Linked DNA regions of Homo sapiens: region 1 is linked to region 2. A link is a loop called in an ENCODE intact Hi-C map of the cell type or tissue named here. Cell type or tissue: PC-9. All regions are shown on one strand. Links, peaks and the distances in the headings refer to the core of each region. The heading gives the core; the rest is flanking DNA.

The links. Hi-C counts contacts between places; a loop is a spot of excess contacts. Peaks named below come from ENCODE experiments on the same cell type or tissue, not always from the same donor. Only the 100,000 strongest peaks of a DNase experiment are listed, where the experiment ranks them.
Region 1: it touches region 2 in a loop (23-fold over the local background); 9 of 110 quality-filtered maps call a loop at or near these places.

What each region holds. Positions count from the first base shown.
Region 1 is chr12:107,124,896-107,129,296 of GRCh38, reverse strand. No RefSeq gene overlaps it. Among named protein-coding and RNA genes, the nearest start is that of CRY1, 34 kb to the right of the region's middle. In PC-9, for the core only: a CTCF peak has its summit at 2,239; no DNase peak of the experiment used is centred there.
Region 2 is chr12:107,882,929-107,887,329 of GRCh38, reverse strand. No RefSeq gene overlaps it. Among named protein-coding and RNA genes, the nearest start is that of ASCL4, 110 kb to the right of the region's middle. In PC-9, for the core only: CTCF peaks have their summits at 1,836 and 2,035 (motif pointing right); no DNase peak of the experiment used is centred there; H3K27me3 peaks cover 1,084 bases.

The DNA.
Region 1 (4,401 bases), core at 194-4,193, 760 kb after region 2:
AATTTATTTGATTGGCTTTTTTTTGTTTTAAAAATAAGTGAATTTTATTCAAATGGAATTACCTAGGTCTGCGAACTATTTTCTAGGTCCACACAGAAAACCAACACCACACACTCACATTTTGTTATTAAACTAAAATTATATATAGGAAAACTATAACAACCAAAACAAGGCTCCCCTTAATCCCAGAACCCAAAGAGAACCATGAGTAATGTCTTATAGTATTTTTTCTGCATGTCTATATGTAGATGCAAATAAAATTGGGATTGAATCTGTGACTTTTAAAAATAGATATAAAAAAAGTTCTGACATCATTTGAAAATCAAAAAGATTGCTGAGAAGTGAATAACAGGAAAATTAGAAACCTAAAATTTAACAATACTCGAAACTCAGGTGGGCATTTGACTGATATTCTGGAGTAGAGTACAATTTCAGAAAACAAACATAATTTGTAATTTAAAAGATATGCTCTTCTTTTCAGAGGGTTTTTTCTATCAAGTATATTTGTAGACTTTGCAATTATCATTATTTTGTTTATTTATTTATTTATTTATTTATTTATTTATTTTTGAGATGGAGTTTCGCTCTTCTTGCCCAGGCTGGAGTGCAATGGCGCGATCTTGGCTCACTGCAACCTCCGCCTTCCAGGTTCAAGCAATTCTCCTGCCTCAGCCTCTCAAGTAGCTGAGATTTCAGGCATGCACCACCATGCCTGGCTAATTTTGTATTTTTAGGAGAGGCAGGATTTCTCCATGTTGGTCAGGCTGGTCTCCAACTCCTGACCTCAAGCGATCCACCCACCTTGGCCTCCCAAAATGCTGGGATTACAGGCGTCAGCCACCACGACCGGCCTTTTATTTTATTTTATTTTATTTATTTATTTATTTATTTGCTTCTAATCTCAACAACAGCATGAGACCATATAATTATGTCCTGTACGTCTTTTTCAGTGTTCCTGTTATTGGAAAGAGACTGAAAGCACTCCCCCAAATGCAACCATGAAGATCTTCATTAAACAGTCAGGAAAGCTAAGTGATTGAATATGCTGTGCAGCCCTGAGAATGAAGGGATTATATTGTCAAGTGAGACTAAAAGCTTGTAATTAAAGCTGACTGAATTCAAAAAGACACTACAGAGACCTTCTGTGTACCAATAACTTTGAAATGAGTCTGTGATTTGCTATTTTAAGGTTCAAGGACTTTGTCTCTATCCACGTGGCCATGATATCTATGGGATCTCCTGTGGGATTAAGATAATATATTTTATTATATGGCTTATAACTATATCATGTGGCTTGGAGCTGAACACTTCATGTTGTCGTGTGAAACTTGGCCAAGTTCCCTGTACCATCTACACAAGACACAGGCACAACAATCAAAACCCAAAGGTGGCTTTGCTTCAGAAATGAAATTTGGCAGACTGGAGTTCATTGTGTTAGCATAGTTCTGATTCACAGGTAGAGAATTTTTTAATCTGAGAAAGAATTGAGATGCAATGGGTTTTGCTGAATATTCCAACAAAGAAAAATAAGGGCCAACAGGAATCGATTGCTTATTCTATGTCAGACACCTGCATGGATTAACTCATTTAATCCTGACAGTAATCCTGTGAGGCAAGTACTGTCACACTCCCCATTGTACAAACGAGAAAACTGAAGCAGAGCTAATAAATGGCAGAGTGAGGAATAGGCCCCCAGGAAGGCTAGCCCAGAGCCTATGTGTTTAATGGGACACTCGGGACACCCTCCCTTCACTCTTTTAATTAAAATAACAAAGATTCAGCTCTCCTCCTGGTTCTTGGTCTGCTTAACTCAGTCGTCTTTCAGAATTCCCTAGAAACCTTGCTTCCCTGGAGGACTTCCGTGATTTCTTAGGCTATATTTGGCTATTTTTTTAACTTGTCCTCCTAGTACCATGCTTCAACTAACAAAACCCAAATTATAATTTTTGGAAGTTACTCATTGAATTAACTGTCCTCCCCAGTAGAATTCTTCAAGAGGGCAGGGGCTGTATCTGTTTCGCTCACCATTGTAGTCTCAATACCAGGCACAGAATAGACACATGATAAATCTTTATTGCATGGATAAATAAATAAGCACATCATATCTGTGTGCTTATGGGAGATGGTAAAGAAAATGTGTCCTGTGTAATAGGAAGCATGACACAATATGGAAAAACATTGTGTTATGGAAACAATTAACTGAAAATCAGGCAGCAGGCCCAACAACAGAGATCAGATATGACATCTGCTGGTGGTTCTGTGTATGGAGGAGAGGCTGATTCTCAAATAAAAAACTCATGACATGGCCCCATCTTTTGCTGCTAGCACCTATTCATTCATCCAGACCGTCAGCCTGGATTTATTGGTTTCCCCTCAGAAGGGTATGACATAAGATAAAAACAATCATTATCAGCCTGGCATGTTCCCGCTACAACCCCTTAAAAGAGGAAGTGGAGGAAGAGTTCAGTTACACTGACATAAAAGCTAGCTTCAATCTGTCCAGGATTTTTGTTCTTCATCTCACTTTACAAAAAGAAGCAAGACAATCTCCAAAGACTGTTAATTTAGTATAAACAGTATCTCTTTTTTATTATGGACTTCTAGTGAGTATAGCTTATCTTTACTAATTTGATCTTGTTCATTCAATTTGGAACGCTGGACTTGTATTCTAATTGTAGTTCAGTTTTATTATTCACTTAACACATTTTTTTTTAAATCACAGCCTTATTATGTGCAACTGTGCTAATAGCTGGGACACAGGAGTGAACAAAAATGCAACCCCACCTCACAGTGTAGTCTAGTAGACAATACAGATGTGTGAATAGACAATTGCAAAAATGGTAGGGACCTATGGCTCCTGCATGAAATTCAGGGAGTTTAAAAAAAAATCCTTAACTGGCAAACAAAACTGGGTATGTATGTTTATGTGCATTTTTCACTATTTTAGCAGATATTTAATCATCTTCAATCAAATGGTTCAGGTGAGACAAAACTACATGTAAAAGTCACAAGCACATATAACCAAAGCGTACACAAATCATCCAGCCCAGCTATTTTGAGCTAGATGTACCATGTAATTGGGGCCAGGCAGGGGCAGCTCTGAACCAGTTACTGAAAGATCTAGTTTAGAAATTCTGTGTACATACTATTCAGAGAACAAAAAGGCAGGTGTTGTAGACTGCATTTTTGTTCTCTATCATTCTCTTCTCCCCGCCTGTGATATGATAATAACGCCACACCTCCCTGACATCAGGGTTGGCCATGTGCATAGAAGTGTTGTATGCCTCATACAGGAAGAAGCTTTCAGAGCCTTTCAGTAGTTCTTCATTATTCTTTGCCTTCTGACACAAAGCAGACCTGCCTCAGGTATGGGCTACTCCTCTAGCGTAGGTTCCAGAATGAAGAAAACAGAGCAGAGTTGGCCAGAGAATAACATGTAATATGCACAAGTAATAAATCTTCATGGTTGTAAGCCATTGAGATTTGGGGGTTGTTTATTATTACATATAACCTAGCAAAGGTAAAGTAGATCAGTAGGTTTCAGAGTCACCAAATGAGATTCAGAGAGGCTTCAGGGGAGGTGCAGTATACACATGGAATAAACACAAGTTCCTATAGCAAGCCAATAAATTAAACAAGGGAAGTTTATGGTCAAGTGAACAAAGAAGTCAGTGAGATTTGAAATATGATTTAAATAACCATGAACAAGCTGGATGTAATCTCTATTTATAGTGCATTAAACCCAAGAACAGAAAAATATGCATTGTTTTCTTTTTCTTTTTATATATATTTTTTCATAGATGGAGTCTCACTATGTTGACCAGCTGGCCTTGAACTACTGGACTCAAGCAGTCCTCTCACTTCAGCCTCCTGAGTAGCTGCAACTTCTGGTGCATGCCGCCACGCCTGGCTCATTCTTTTCAATTTCCATGGAATAATTTATGAAAAATGACTAACCATGGTACTAACCATGAAAGAGTCTCAGCAAAAAAATTGATAACCACGATCTCTGCCTATAATGCAATTAATTTAGAAATCCATTTTTAAAACAGAAATAATCATACATTTAGAAATATAAGAACACATCTAAATAGCTCATAAAACAAAGAAATCATAATAAGAACTAGCAAGTATTTAGAAGTGAACAACACTACTACTTGTCAGAATTAGTGAGATACAGCTATGGGAGTATTTGGAGGGACATTTATGGTATCTTAAATGCATATACTATAAAAGAATAAAGGCTAAAAATTAATTAGCTAGGAATCCAGCTTTAGAAGTTAGAAAAAGAACAAAATAAACCCAAAGAGAGAAAAAATATAAGAGCAGAAAATCATAGAGAACAAATACACCACGGAGAGACCCGACAAAACTAAAACATTCTGGGTTTCTTTCCTGTGA
Region 2 (4,401 bases), core at 311-4,310:
AAGGTGAAAATTGATTTACATGTTAAAAATTATAATCCTTTGGATATTAAAATTAATTTATCTTGTTTCTTGTTACATTTTTTAACTTGGCTATCAGGAAATACATAGCTACATATATGAATTACATTATTTTGTCTGAGACATCCCTAGCCTAGACCCAGAGCCCCTCCAACTCTTCATCTGGTCCCACCTGGCTGGGCACAGACCCATAGCAGCAGCTGAAGGGTTAAGTCAATGGGGGAAACTCAAGTTATCATCTCCTAGAGTAGCCCAAGCTATGATTTGATTGAAAGAATCTGTCAGACTCCCAGCCTGTGTATTGAGAATCTAGTCCTGCCTTCAGCTTCTGGGCAGAGGATCCCGTGTCCCTAAGTGCTCCCACTGTGCCTGGCATTGAGTTGGCCTCAGATCATACTTGCAGCATTAATTACTTCATTCCCTGGATGTTGCTCTCTTATATTTGTCTTTTGTAGAAAGCTGAGAAGTGAGAAAGGAATAACACTGGACTCACTTCCACAAGATGCTTCTCTTGCTCCAGCTGCTTCTGAAATGAGCTGAGATGTGGAGTGGGACCCACCTATAAGGGGCTTTTTTATAGAAAGTCCTCCCTCCCACTTTATCCACATCCTGCCCCTTCTCTTTAACTCAATCAGTTATTGATTTAAATCTGGAATCAATGAGTTTTTTACTGAAGATATAGAGAAGCACCACGTGCAAAGGACAGCAATTTATCCTGCAAGTGGTTGTATTTTGATTAATATAGACATACCCTTTTTTCTGGATTAGCTTTTGAATATCATGTTTGCATATGACAAAATTTGGAATTTGGCCAGAAAACTTTCAAAGCCAAATATGAGGCATCACTATTAGCCCTTATGCAATGAATGGAGCTAGTTTCAAGTACTTTTTACTCACAAAGTAAAACCACCTCATATTTATTTAATTTATTTATTTTGTTAATTAGAGACAGAAATCTCACTATGCTGCCCAAGCTGGTCTCCAAATCCTGACCTCAAGTGATCCTCTTGCCTTGGCCTCCCAAAGTACTGGGATTACAGGCATGAGCTACTATGCCCAGCCTTCATATTTATTTTAGACCAAGGAAATTAATTCAACCTAATCTTAAGTCTTTCCTAAAGTCACCCTCACTAGACCATGGTTTCTTCAAATGGGCTTTTTCTTTATGCTTCTTATTTATTTATTTATTTATTTATTTATTTTTTGAGATGGAGTCTCACTCTGTCGCCCAGGCTGGAGAGCAATGGCGTGATCTCGGCTCACTGCAACATCCGCTTCCTTGGTTCAAGCAATTCCCCTGCCTCAGCCTCCTGAGTAGCTGGGACTACAGACACCCACCACCATGCCCGGCCAATTTTTGTATTTTTAGTAAAGACGGGGTTTCACCATGTTGGCCAGGCTGGTCTCGAACTCCTGACCTCATGATCCGCCCGCCTCAGCCTCCCAAAGTGCTGGGATTAAGATCTGTGTTTAGAAGTTTGATTTTAAAACAAACAGGAATAATAGCCCCAGATAATCAGGCTTTTCAAGTTTCTGGCGTTTTTTTTTCCTTTCCCTTTGTTAGTAACCATGTCAAAAGTAAAAGATATTTTTATAATCTTACTATTTTCCTTATATCACAAACTACATGAAATGAGATGGCTCTCTTTATTAAAATATAATTCAATAAAAGGTTTCCCTGTGGTTTTAGATCATTCAGTGGTGGGAGAGTTGAGAATGGGAGAATGAAAAACTGGGACTCAAGGGGCTGGGCTGGGGAAGAAATTAGATTATATATTTCACTGCTTGGATCTGGCCTGAGGGTGAGATGTCACAGCCTGGGCTGCTATCTGGATGCTGGGAGGGTCTCAGGGAGTGTTTCTGACCGGGGCATCTTTGTCCAGAGGAGAAGTTGACAAATGCCCACCCACAGGGCTTTTCTGTTGAACTGCATGGAGCAAAAGGAGCTCCTTGGTGTTCATCCAGTTTGCCATGTGGGGAACCCAGCAATGAGGGGATTTGAGGGAGCCTTTCTCGGGCAGTTTGTTCTAACAACCAGAAGATGGCGCCCGAGATTGAGGTCCGGTGCCCGGTCTGCCCTCAAGGAATATTCAATATAGACCATATTCTGGGCCATAAAACACACCTTCACATATTGAAAAGAATATAAATCATACAAAGGATGATTTCAGATCACAATAGATCAGAATAGCCATCTCTAGCAGAAAGACAGAAAATTTCAAAAATATTAAACAACACTCTTCTCTGAAAATGTTTAGAGATTTAGTAACACATGGGTCAAAGAAGTCGCAAGAGAAATTAAAGAATATTTGAGGCAGGATGTGGTGGCTGGCACCTATAACCTCAACTACTAGGGAGGCTGAGGTGGGAGAATAGCTTGACACTGGGAGTTCCAGACCAGCCTGGGCAACATAGTGAGACCCTGTCTCTAAAAAAAATTAATTAATTAATTAATAATAAATTTTATTTTTAAAACTTGGGTTTTACCAAAAATTTCACTTTTGCTTGGCTTCTTCCTTTTCCTCCTGCTCCTACCTTTCCCTCCACTAGTTTTTCTGAAACTTCATGAATTCTGGAGTCAGAGTCTGGGAAACTTACCTATGCCAGTCAGGACAGGTATACATATACTGGGATCTTCCTGATTCTGCTGAAAGTGTACTTTTCAGTCATAGAATATTGCATATATCCCCAGCACATTCACGTGGCTGGGAGGCAGGGCCTTTTCTAAGTCAGCTCACAATGCTGACACCTCAGACCCTTGACCATCTTCAATGATTCTTAAAAATGGGATATAAGGCCAGGAGCAGTGGCTCACACCTGTAATCCCAACATTTGGGGAGGTCAAGGTGGGCAGATTGCTTGAACCCAGGAGTTTGAGACCAGCGTGGGGAACATGGTGAAACCCCATTTCTATTTAAAAAAAAAAAAAGGAGAAATTAGCTGGGCATGATGGTGCACACCTGTAGTCCCAGCTGGGGCTAGAGGGAGGCGGAGGTGGAAGGATCACCTGCACCTGGGGAGGTCAAGGCTGCAGTTAGCTGACATCACACCACTGCACTCCAGCCTGGGTGACAGAGTGAGGCTCTTAAAAAAAAAGTATGTAAAGGTTGCCAATGGTTTAAAATGCAAAGAACACTTGAAAAGCCAGCACTAGTTTCAGTAGATCCCTCCTGCAGGGAACTGACTTGTGATAAGAGCATGACTGCCTGGCCCCCAGCATGCATCTCCAGAGTGACCAGAGCTGTGCCAGCCAGAGGAGCACAGCACTGAGGACCCCACAGGGATAACGGAAGGAGGAAGGATCGGCTGATCAGAGTCAGGTATTACCAGGAGTGCACTCGAGACAAAGCAGTACATTCTACAGTGGGGGAATTACCATTGTTAATGTAGACAATCTCATGTCCAAGACAATGTTAGCTACACGGAGCTGTGGTGGTGGAAAGTTGTTCAGTGCTGGATAAGACACAGGTATTTATCCACATTTGTTTTGTTCAAATACACACACAAACCCCTGCCCACCCCCCCACCCACACATTGCACTATGAATAAAAAGTGTTGCACCCCTATTATTTAGAAACTCACATAATCCATTTGGTTACAGCCAAATATTTATTTAACTTATAAACTCCATAATACATAAAGCCGAACTTACAGAAATAAAAGGTAAAGCATTTGGAAATTAAGAATACAAAACATATCATTAGGAAACAAAATATAAACACAAAACTCAACACGTTTGATGGTGACAATAATCAATATTTAAAACTCAGCTTCTATTCTAATGAATCTATGAAGTTAACTACATCATGGAATGGTCTATATTTTTCTGCTATGATTTTGTAAAATATGTATACCCAACAGAAACTTCCTAGGTCTACCCACCAAGTAATTTAATTTCCCGATCCTGTTTCTATGCAGTGGGGGTTTATTTGCCCTCCCCAGGATGGACTAGAGGATGGGCAGTGCCTGGATTTATCACAGGACAGACACTCAGGATACCCTGCTCTGGGAGAGTGGAAGGAGCAAAATATGGGCGCAGTGGCTCTTCAGGAAAAACTTTCGTGAATGTATAGATGTGGGATCCATCTCCAAGGTGGTAAAAGGAGATGTCTCCCATGCCTCTATCCAAAAATATCCCCACTCGCTCTAAATTGGGGTTCACCCAGAGGGGTGTTGGAGGGCTTGTGTTAGCAAAGTGGAAGCCCCCAGCCATCAAACTCACAATCCAGAATCCATCCTCTGTGGTCATTTGGATGTTCCCTTTGCGGTTGGCAGATTCTCTGCAGACTCCCAGATTCCATTATTTGCTTGTTCCTAGGTCCACCTCCCAGTAGTGGCGGCCAGAGGTGAAACCAGGGGAGCCCAGGACAGCACCTGCGAAGT